2 separate regions of the Homo sapiens genome follow, and region 2 is linked to region 1. The links are chromatin loops, found by intact Hi-C in ENCODE. Cell type or tissue: CD4-positive, alpha-beta T cell. All regions are shown on one strand.

Region 1 (5,000 bases):
TCTTTTAAGACAGTTAGGTTCACTTTTTATTTTATATTTGGTTTATATACATATCTACCTAGAAGTCTTTCAAACATCTGAGGACAGAATCTACAGTTGATTCATCCTTTTGTTTCTCTTAGTGTTTAGAACAGTGCCTGATTTATAATAGGCTCTCAAGTGTTTATTTATTTATTTATTTATTTATTTTTATTTATTTTTGAGATGGAGTCTTGCTCTGTTGCCCAGGCTGGAGTACAGTGGCGCAATCTTGGCTCACTACAACCTCCACCTCCCGGGTTCAAGAGATTCTCCTGCCTCAGCCTCCCGAGTAGCTGGGATTACAGGCGCATGCCACGACGCCCAGCTAATTTTTTGTATTTTTAGTAGAGAAGGGGTTTCACCATGTTAGCCAGGATAGTCTTGATCTCCTGACCTTGTGATCCGCCCATCTTGGCCTCCCAAGCTGCTGGGATTAAAGGTGTGAGTCACCACGCCCGGCTGTATTTATTTATTTATTTTTCAGACAGAGTCTTGCTCTGTCACCCAGGCTGGAGTGCAGTGGCGCAATCTCGGCTCACCGTAACCTCTGCCTCCCAGGATCAAGTGATTCTCCTGCCTCAGTGACCCAAGTAGCTGGGATTACAGGGGTGCGCCACCATGCCCAGCTAATTTTTGTATTTTTAGTAGAGATGGTCACCAAGCTGGTCAAGCTGGTCTCAAGAGCCTGACCTTGAGTGATCCGCCTGCATCGGTCTCCCAAAGCGGTGGGATTACAGGCGTAAACCACTGCGCCTGGCTCAAGTATTTATTAATGAATAAATATATATGAAAATCTTAAGAATTTCATGTTTATTTTCAGATGAAAACCAAAACACTAAATACATGGAAAAGTGGTAATATTTCCCATCTCTCTTCAGGATAAGTACAACAGAAAACATAATGCTCAGCCAGGCATGGTGGCTCATGCCTGTAATCCCAGCACTTTGGGAGGCCGAGGCAGGCGGATCACGAGGTCAAGAGTTCAAGACTAGCCTGGCCAACATGGTGAAACCCTGTCTCTACTAAAAATACAAAAATTAGCCGGGCGTGGTGGTGCGTACCTGCAATCCCAGCTACTCAGGAGGCTGAGGCAGGAGAATTGCTCGAACCTAGGAGGCAGAGGTTGCAGTGAGCCAAGATCACTCCACTGCACTCCACCACCCTGGACGACAGAGTACGACTCCGTCTCAAAAAAAAAAAAAAAAAAAAAAAAGAAAACACAATGCTCTTTGGATAAAAAAAATATATATATATATATAATATAAATGGTTTCTGAAACCATTTAAGTGGGTACTTAATACCCAGACTGCAAATAACCCTAAAGACAGTCTGTTTTGATCTAGAAACTCTAGTCAATGTTCCAGTTTTGTTTTTTTTTTTAATTTGAGATGGAGTCTCACGCTGTTGCCCAGGCTGGAGTGCAGTGGTGCAATCTCTGCTCACTGCAACCTCTGCCTCCCGGGTTCAAGTGATTCTCCTGCCTCAGCCTCCCAAGTAGCTGGGATTACGGGCACCCACTACCACACCCAGCTAATTTTTTTTTGTATTTTTAGTAGAGACAGGGTTTCACCATGTTGGCCAGGCTGGTCTTGAACTCCTGACCTCATGATCCACCAGCCTCCGCCTCCCAAAGTGCTGGGATTACAGGCGTGAGCCACCGTGCCCAGCCTGTCAATGTTCCAGTCTTCAAGAGAATTCCAAAACTACATTCCCTATATCTCACTCAAGTGAGCTGTGATTTTAATGAATTGTCCAGGGTTAAGCTAGTTGTTAGTAACATAACAATTTTTCTTCTTGTTGAGTCTCAGATAACAGCCCTCATCGTGAGGGCTGTTATCGGAATATTTTGAGGTCTATATATTGGCAGATTTTCTCAGTACAACAGACAGGACATTTTCACATATTTTAAAAGAGAATTTGTGGACTGCATTTTGAATTCCAGTGCCTGGTTTGAATACTGACTATTAAATCCTTCATTTTCTAATTTCTCATCTCTCAGACTCACAGACAATTCATTGGTGATAGAAGCTGATGATTTCCACAAACGAAGTGATACTTGGAATCTTCCTGAAGATCTATGTTGCTTGGATACTCTTTTTTTTTTAAAGTTTTAAAAATTGCTTACTTTTCTTCCAGCAAATTCTCCTAGATCCTGAAGATACTTTTCTAGAAAAAGGAAGAAGTAATATTCTCTTCCCTATTGGAAGACTACAAGTCTACTGCCGTCAATTATTGGAAACAGGCACCCAGCAGTATAACTGCTTCAGCATAATTCCTTGAAGATAGGGTCTTGGCTATTGTAAAAGCTGTAAGATCAAATAGACTAAAGGGTCAGTAAGCTGGCAGGAAAGGAATGGATTCAGTTCAGAAGAAATAGAATAATCAATGACCTTGGAGATTTCAGACAAATCAGATTTTCTATTGAAGGCAGGGATATAAATAGCACAAACACAACACAGACACGTAGAAACAAAAGCCACCAACTCAACTTTTTGTTTGAAAACTTGTTAGGTCTAGAGAACTGTTCAAACCACAGCTGCTAATGGTTATGGATTTGGCAATCAAAATGTCTTTGTTAAAAAAAAAAAGTTTTAACTGCCTTACTATTGAGGTTACAAACCACAGCCTTGATGCATTGTTGCAGTCAACATCCTCCCTGCTGTTTTTGAGAGCTTACATCTGCTGCTGGCAGATAAAATGCTGGCAAACAGCATGGGCTCCTTCCAGGGGAATCACAGGAGAAGCTTTAACGAGATGGCTCTCATCTACCTTTTTACCCTGAGTTGAACCCATAGCCTTTTCTATATCACTTCTACCTTCTCTAGGCTGATCCTCTGCCATTACTCAGGAGGGTTGAGGATCTAGAGGAATTTTTTCTGGCACAAATTAGTCATGTTGGCCATACTAATCTTAGAAGATAAAAAGGAAGACTAGTTCATGGCTCAGGAGAAAGCACATATTTTTAAAGCCATTTAACAGTGTAGTGCACTTGATTTTAAAACAACCACTAACAAAACCTTTTCGATTTTCTTTTTTTAAGAGGACTAAATGATCACACTATGCCAAAAATAGTGAGGGTTTAGTGTATTTTAACTTATCAAAGAAAGGCCAAGAATGTGAGGTCAGAAGTAAATTACTGAATTTTGGGGGGAAAAGAAAAAGGAACAGCATGTAAAGGCAAAATGTGGTCCAAGTCACACAGGAAGTTAGTTTCAGTTGAAGTAAAAATTACTAGATCCACATTAGTTTTCAAAGAAAATGCAATTCAACTGGGTGATAAATGAATATGGAGATACTGAAGGGAAGGCACAGGTCACAGTTAGGAAACTACTTCCTAGATGGTTCTCTCTCAGTGAGTTGACCTATGAGAATACAGAAAAATCAAGCATACTTAGACTAACACTCCTAAACTGTAAATACCATGATACCAGTTCTGTAGTATGTAAATAGGTAGTGCATGTTTGGGTGGGGGATTAATTTATGCTCAAAGTTTTGAGAACACTGCATGTTATATCCACCTCATAGAGAGTCATAATCCACACTAGCATATTAAGGGCTCTGAGATGTTCTACAGTAAACAGATCTGTTTAATCCAAAGGTATTTCCCAAATTTGTGTTTCAGAGAACACCTATGCCATGGAATAGTTTGGTAAATGCTAGTCAAGAGCCATTATTCCTAAACTCTCAACTCATTCATTCAGAAAACAAGAATGAGGCTGGTATAATAGATTAGACAACTACATTTCTTTTTTTATTTTTATTTTATTTTTTTTGAGACAGAATTTTGCTCTTGTCACTCAGGCTGGAGTGCAGTGGCACAATCTCGGCTCACTGCAACCTCTGCCTCCCAGGTTCAAGCAATTCTCCTGCCTCAGCCTCCCCAGAAGCTGAGATTACAGGCTCCTGCCACCACGCCTGGCTAATTTTTGTAGTTTTTTAGTAGAGACGGGGTTTCACCATGTTGGCCAGGCTGGTCTCGAACTCCTAGCCTCAAGTGATCCACCCGCCTCGGCCTCCCAAAGTGCTGGGATTATAGGCATGAGCCACCACGCCCAACCCAAAAGCTACAACTTTTAAAACTGATAAACTCTTTACTCAATAAATAAGATAAAAATAGGGCTAACATCAATTCTAAATAAATTCATATGCTACCCTTAAACACAGAAAAGAAACAGTGGAGGCCAGGCACAGTGGCTCACACCTGTAATCCCAGCACTTTGGGAGGTCAATGCGGGTGTATCACCTGATGTCAGGAGTTCGAGACCAGCCTGACCAACATGGTGAAACCCTGCTTCTACTAAAAATACAAAAAAAAATGGCCAGGTGTGGTGGTATGTGCCTGTAATCCCAGCTACTCAGGAGGGTGAGGCAAGAGAATCGCTTGATCCTGAGAGGCAGAGGTTGCAGTGAGCCAAGATTGCACCACTGCATTCCAGCCTGGGCAACAGAGTGAGACTCCGTCTCAAAAAAAAGAAAAAAGAAACAGTGGGAAAAAGTTACAGAAAAGCCAACCATAGGGAAAATGGGTATGGGATTCCCATGTCTGATGAAGCCTAGTGGCTTCTGTTATATTTTAATGTTATATATCAGAGACATTCATAAAGAGAGTTGCCAGCACCTCTAGCTGGAAACATATGGGAGGATTCCTGCACTTCTACATGCTGTTCAAAGCAACCTCAGGAAATGAGATACAATATAAGTTAAAGGAGAAGTATCATGAAAAAGAGGTATCCTTCAGAAATCAACAAGACTTGTTTTAATTAGATTTCTAATTCCTGTAACCTTCATAGTATTCCATAGATCAGGATTATAGTTTCCTACCCTTCTCTACACAAATTTGTGGCACAAAGAAGATTGGCTATCTAGAGATTGAAATCATTTGACCTTGTATCAGGTGGTAGTTTGCTTGATCAATAGATGAGAAAATAAAGCAAGGCCGCTTGCCAAAAACCATCATCCACATTGCCAGATGCTCCTGG
Region 2 (5,000 bases), 77 kb before region 1:
AAAAACAAGGATAAGGTTGGGGGGACTACAGTACTTCAATCCTCATTCTTCTCTTGACTGTTCTGGCTACCTCTGCTAATCCCTTCAAAAGACTAGTCTGTACCTTACAAGGATTAGCAGAGAGAGGAAAGAAACTTCCTGTATGAAAACAATCATGTTATCTTCATTTCAATTCTTAGGAAAATAATTCAGAAGAAGTTGGTTATATACCAAAGAAACTGACCTTAATGGAGAATAAACAAAAGCCATGGTTCTCAACCTGAGATCAGCCCTCTGCCAAAAGAAGTCCAACACACACTTCCAAACTGACCAATCAAACAACAAAACCCCAAACTTCAATGCCTCCAAATGCTCTGAATCAATCTCTCCCTGAAGCCTTCTTGGAAATCAGTAGGAGCTGGAATATTAGCTATCATAAATTCATTGTTTTCCAAAGCCTTCAGGGGATTAATTCTTCAAAGTCTCTAAGGATATCCTTTCTCCTTAATTTCACAATGACCTTGCACCTCAAAGCTAAGAACAGTAACATCAGCAACAGCTAACATTTATTGGTTACTTACTATAATGCTAGGCACTGTGCTGAATGCTTAACTCTTTTCATCTCATTTAATCCTCACAATAACCCTATGAGGTCAGTACTATTATTTACTTCCTCCATTCAGATGAGAAAAGTGGGTCTTTTTTGAATATCTTTTCTGCTCTTCTGCTCTGAAAGTCCTAAGCCCTTAGATATTCATTCCAATTTTAGGTTCCTGTCAGTTTGTCCACAAAGAGTTAAAGATATATAAGGATATTTTTAAAAGAAAAAAATCATACCTACTGCCCAGCGTTACATTTTAAAGTTTTTGGTAATTTCAATTTCACTATTAAGAGGGAAGGGTGCTCTACAATAGTAGATATCAAACTTTAGTGTGTATCACAATCAACAGGACAGCTAATGTTAAAACGCAAATTGTTGGGTCTCAGCTGGGCACAGTGGCTTACACCTGTAATCCCAACACTTTGGGAGGCCAAGGCAGGAGGATCGCTTGAAGTTAGGAGTTCAAGACTAGCCTGAACAACATAGTAAGACCCCGTCTCTAAAAAAATTTAAAAATTAGTTGGGCGTGATGGCACACACCTGTAGTCCCAGCTACTGGGGAGGTAGGAAGTGAGGTAGGAGAATCACTTGAGCATGGGAGGTTGAGGCTGCAGTGAGCCTTGATTGTGCCACTGTATTCCAGCCTGGGCAACAAAGTGAGACCCTGTCTCAAAAAAAAAAAAAAAAAAAAAATTTTCTGGGTCTCAAGCCTAGAGTTTCTAACTTTAGGGACTGGGAGGAGGTCTGAGATCCAAATTTTTATCGAATTCTCATTTGCTGCTGATACAGGGCCCACTAATTTATATGAAGGGAAAAGAAAGTAGTCCCCTCTCACCTTAGCTATCACCTTATGTGAAGACACTTCTCTACAGAGTACTTTCAACAAGACAGACACTTAGGGTTTAAAACACCTCCAGGGTCTGACAGCTTAAAGATTTATTTTTTTTCTCCCCACTTCACAAAGGCTTCAATGGCACCACTAACATGAAGGCACATGAAATCCAGAAAAAGGAAAATTAAGGACAGAATATTTATAAACTTTGCTAAGAACTTCTTACTGCTCACATTTTACTTCAGCCTGAAGTCCTTCCTTTGGGCCTCCTTGAGCAACAGATGCCAAAAGAAAAGTAGATTGCTTTGTAATACCAACCCCCAAAACAAGGATGGGCTCTTAAAATATAATAGAACTTTGCCCTGTGAACAGAAAATCTCAAAATGCTCCAAATTCCTCCTTAGTTCACCTTAGCTATCACAAAGGTCTCTCTTTTATCACACTATCCTTCATCTCAAAAGAGCTATTGCTCTTACCCAGGACTGACCCAAAGTCTACACTTTCTTAGGCAGCTTAAATATTGACTATGTCAATGTCATCTAGGATGAATGACTTTAGGGAATAGGATTTGTTAAAAATGTCTCCTCGGTCAGCCAGGAAAGGTTCTTCTGTGGGTGCTCTGAACCATGACTAAACTGTACCGAGAGAAATATATTTTAAAATATTAATATGGTCTGGCACCTTCCTGATGCTAATGGTTCCAGGCCCACCCCAATGGCACAACTGGGAAATTAAGTGAAGAGAAAAGCCATCTTCCCTCTGCTCTCTATTTCAAATGGTCCTCCTCCACAGCTTTGCCACGCACAGACTCATTCTATACATATACACAGAGATACAACATGCTCATACACACAAATAACTCTCCACAGGAACTGAAAATCAAAGCCTAACCCCATGGTTTTTAAGTGAGCAAGTCCAATTTCCTTCTTTGTAGCTCTTGACACATGCTGGCTGGGAGCCGTCTGGATTTTTTCTGCCTTGTTCCTGCACCAGAAGGCTCTGCACTGCAGGTCAGGGGATGATAAGGAAATGAACAGTGTAATTTCCAAGGCCTCTGAACACAGCCCTGTCAGCAGCTCTGGAGGCGGGTTACTCAAGCATGGCTTGAAGAGTGAAAACCACAGAGAGAGGGCTCAGACAGCCAGCAGTGGCAGGATCTCAGCTGTGTATGTTACTGCCACATCCCAAGCCCTGCTGCCTCCCTGGATGAGCTCTGCTGGTAAAAGCTCTTATACCCAAATGGCAAAAATACAAGTTCACACTGGGGGAGGAAGATTAAGGGCTAAGACTTAGATTTTTTCCATGCAGTCTTGTGTAGAAACAAAAACACTTAGCACTACTCCAGTGTCCGTGAGATTGCATATTCCGGCAAAACCACAGTAACATCTATCCAACATACCCAACCCCATGCCAGGGATATGGCCAGAAAAGAAGCTCGATTCATATGAAGTCTGAAATTCAACAGGCCACTTCAATATGCCCTAAGCTAATTTTTGGTCTTCCCCCCACCTCCAACTATAATTATCAGGGGCTTTAGAACACATCACCACCATGAAAATTTCCCAGCCTAGATTTGGAACTTCTTCAGACCATAGTGCTAAAAAGTCTTAGCTAACATGTATATCTATTCATACTGGGATTCCTGTAAAGTGGAATGTTGTTGTATTTCAGTACATTATTGCCTAGGAGAGACTAAGACCAATTTCCACTCAAACTGTATTTTTCTTTTTTCTAATATTTATTGAATGCTTCCTACGTGCCAGGCACTAAGTGTTTTATATGAATTAGCTAACTTAATCTAAAGACAAACTTTTTTTTTTTTCTTGAGACAGAGTTTTGCTCTTGTTGCCCAGGCTGGAGTGCAACAGCACAATCTCAGCTCACTGCAACCTCTGCCTCCCGGGTTCAAGTGATTCTCCTGCCTCAGCATCCTGAGTAGCTGGGACTACAGGCATGCACCACCACGCCCGACTAATTTTGTATTTTTAGTAGAGACAGGGTTTCTCCATGTTGGTCAGGCTGGTCTCGAACTCCCGACCTCAGGTGATCCACCCGCCTTGGCCTCCCAAAGTGCTGGGATTATAGGCGTGAGCCACCGCGCCCGGCCTAAAGACAAACTTAAAGGCTGGGTGTGACGGCTCATGCCTGTAATCCCAGCACTTTGGGAGGCCAAGGCGGGTGGATCACTTGAGCCCAGGAGCTCGACACCAGCCTGGCCAACACAACGAAACCCTGTCTCTACTAAAAATACAAAAATTAGCCAGGCATGGTGGTGCATGCCTGTAATCCCAGCTACTCTGGAGGTTAAGGCAGAGGTTGCAATGAGCAGAGACTGCACCACTGCACTCCAGCCTGGGCGGCAGAGTGAGACTCCCTCTCATAAATAAATAAATAAATACAAACTTATGTAGGTGCTATTTCTCTCATTTTGCAGATAAGAAAACTGAGGAAGAACAATTAAGAAACTTGGTCAAGATCACTCAGTAAATAAGTGCAAAGGTAGGAAACAAAGCCAGGTAGTCTGGCTCCAGAGTTCACACTTTTTAAAAAATTTATTATTATTATTTTTTTGAGACGGAGTCTCACTCTGTTGCCCAGGCTGGAGTGCACTAGTGCGATCACAGCTCACTACTGCAGCCTCAACCTCCCAGGCTCAAGCCAGGAGGCCTGGCTAGAGTTTACGCTTTTAGCCACTAAATTATACATAAGAGTTGATGTGAAATTCAAGTTTAGAAGGCTGGTGTTTTAAATGAGAAGTGGCCCCGAATACTTACCTTGAAAGGAAAATTCTCAAACTTTGATGTATATAGCAATTATCTGGAGAGACTTCTGGAAGTACAGATTTCTGGGCCCTTACCCCAAAAACTTATTCGGCATATCTAGGGTAGGGTCCAAGAATGTGCATTTTTGATACTCTGGTGATGTACATGGTTTTATGGGACACACTTTTAGGAACTCTGCTGTAGACGGTAAACTGTAAGCTCCTCAAAAAGCAGAGACCATCTCTGTTTTATTTACCAGTGTATACCCAATACCAAGTAGAAAACCTAGTATCTAAAATGCATTCAATTAATGTACTGACTGAATGAAAAGTGATAACAATTAGCCAACAGTATATCTTCTCTACAAAATACTTAGTAATATCCACAATACATTTGAAGGTCTGCCTATTAGTGATGTGTCCAAGGAAGAAGCACTAGAACAGGGTTTTTTTTCTTACCTGCAATTGCCAAGTAAAGAAAGAACTATTCCTCAATTATTATAATGAAAATTTGGCTGGATGAAATATTCCAGAACACACACACATATATCATAAGTAGTCAAGCTCAAAGTAGCAGTTTTAAAGTAACTTTCCTTCTTTATAAATAACAGGATAGGTTCAGTGCCAGCTGTAATGGTTATTCTTTGCAAACATCATTCATTACCTTACCTAAAATCCTAAACTCAAAGATCCTTTGTTTATTGAGTGTCTACAATGTTAAAGTCACTGTGAAAAACAAGTGAAAGCAGTTTTGGGGTAAAAGCAATTTTGGAGTATGTAAGCATTTTCATCTAATGTTTCAAGGTAGTCTTTACATTGAAAAAATG

Evidence for each region. Hi-C counts contacts between places; a loop is a spot of excess contacts. Peaks named below come from ENCODE experiments on the same cell type or tissue, not always from the same donor. Only the 100,000 strongest peaks of a DNase experiment are listed, where the experiment ranks them.
Region 2: a loop joins it to region 1, with 5 times the contacts of the local background. A loop is called at or near these places in 3 of 110 quality-filtered maps.

The regions. Positions count from the first base shown.
Region 1 is chr15:64,428,112-64,433,111 of GRCh38, reverse strand. All of the region lies in intron 11 of TRIP4 (thyroid hormone receptor interactor 4), which reads right to left. Among named protein-coding and RNA genes, the nearest start is that of ZNF609, 30 kb to the left of the region's middle. RefSeq lists enhancers at 2,075-2,586, 2,587-3,098. In CD4-positive, alpha-beta T cell, no CTCF peak of the experiment used is centred here; a DNase peak (open chromatin) is centred at 2,641; H3K4me3 peaks cover 569 bases; H3K27ac peaks cover 2,006 bases.
Region 2 is chr15:64,504,958-64,509,957 of GRCh38, reverse strand. The region is part of intron 2 of ZNF609 (zinc finger protein 609); the gene reads right to left. Among named protein-coding and RNA genes, the nearest start is that of ZNF609, 47 kb to the right of the region's middle. In CD4-positive, alpha-beta T cell, no CTCF peak of the experiment used is centred here; a DNase peak (open chromatin) is centred at 2,497; H3K27ac peaks cover 357 bases.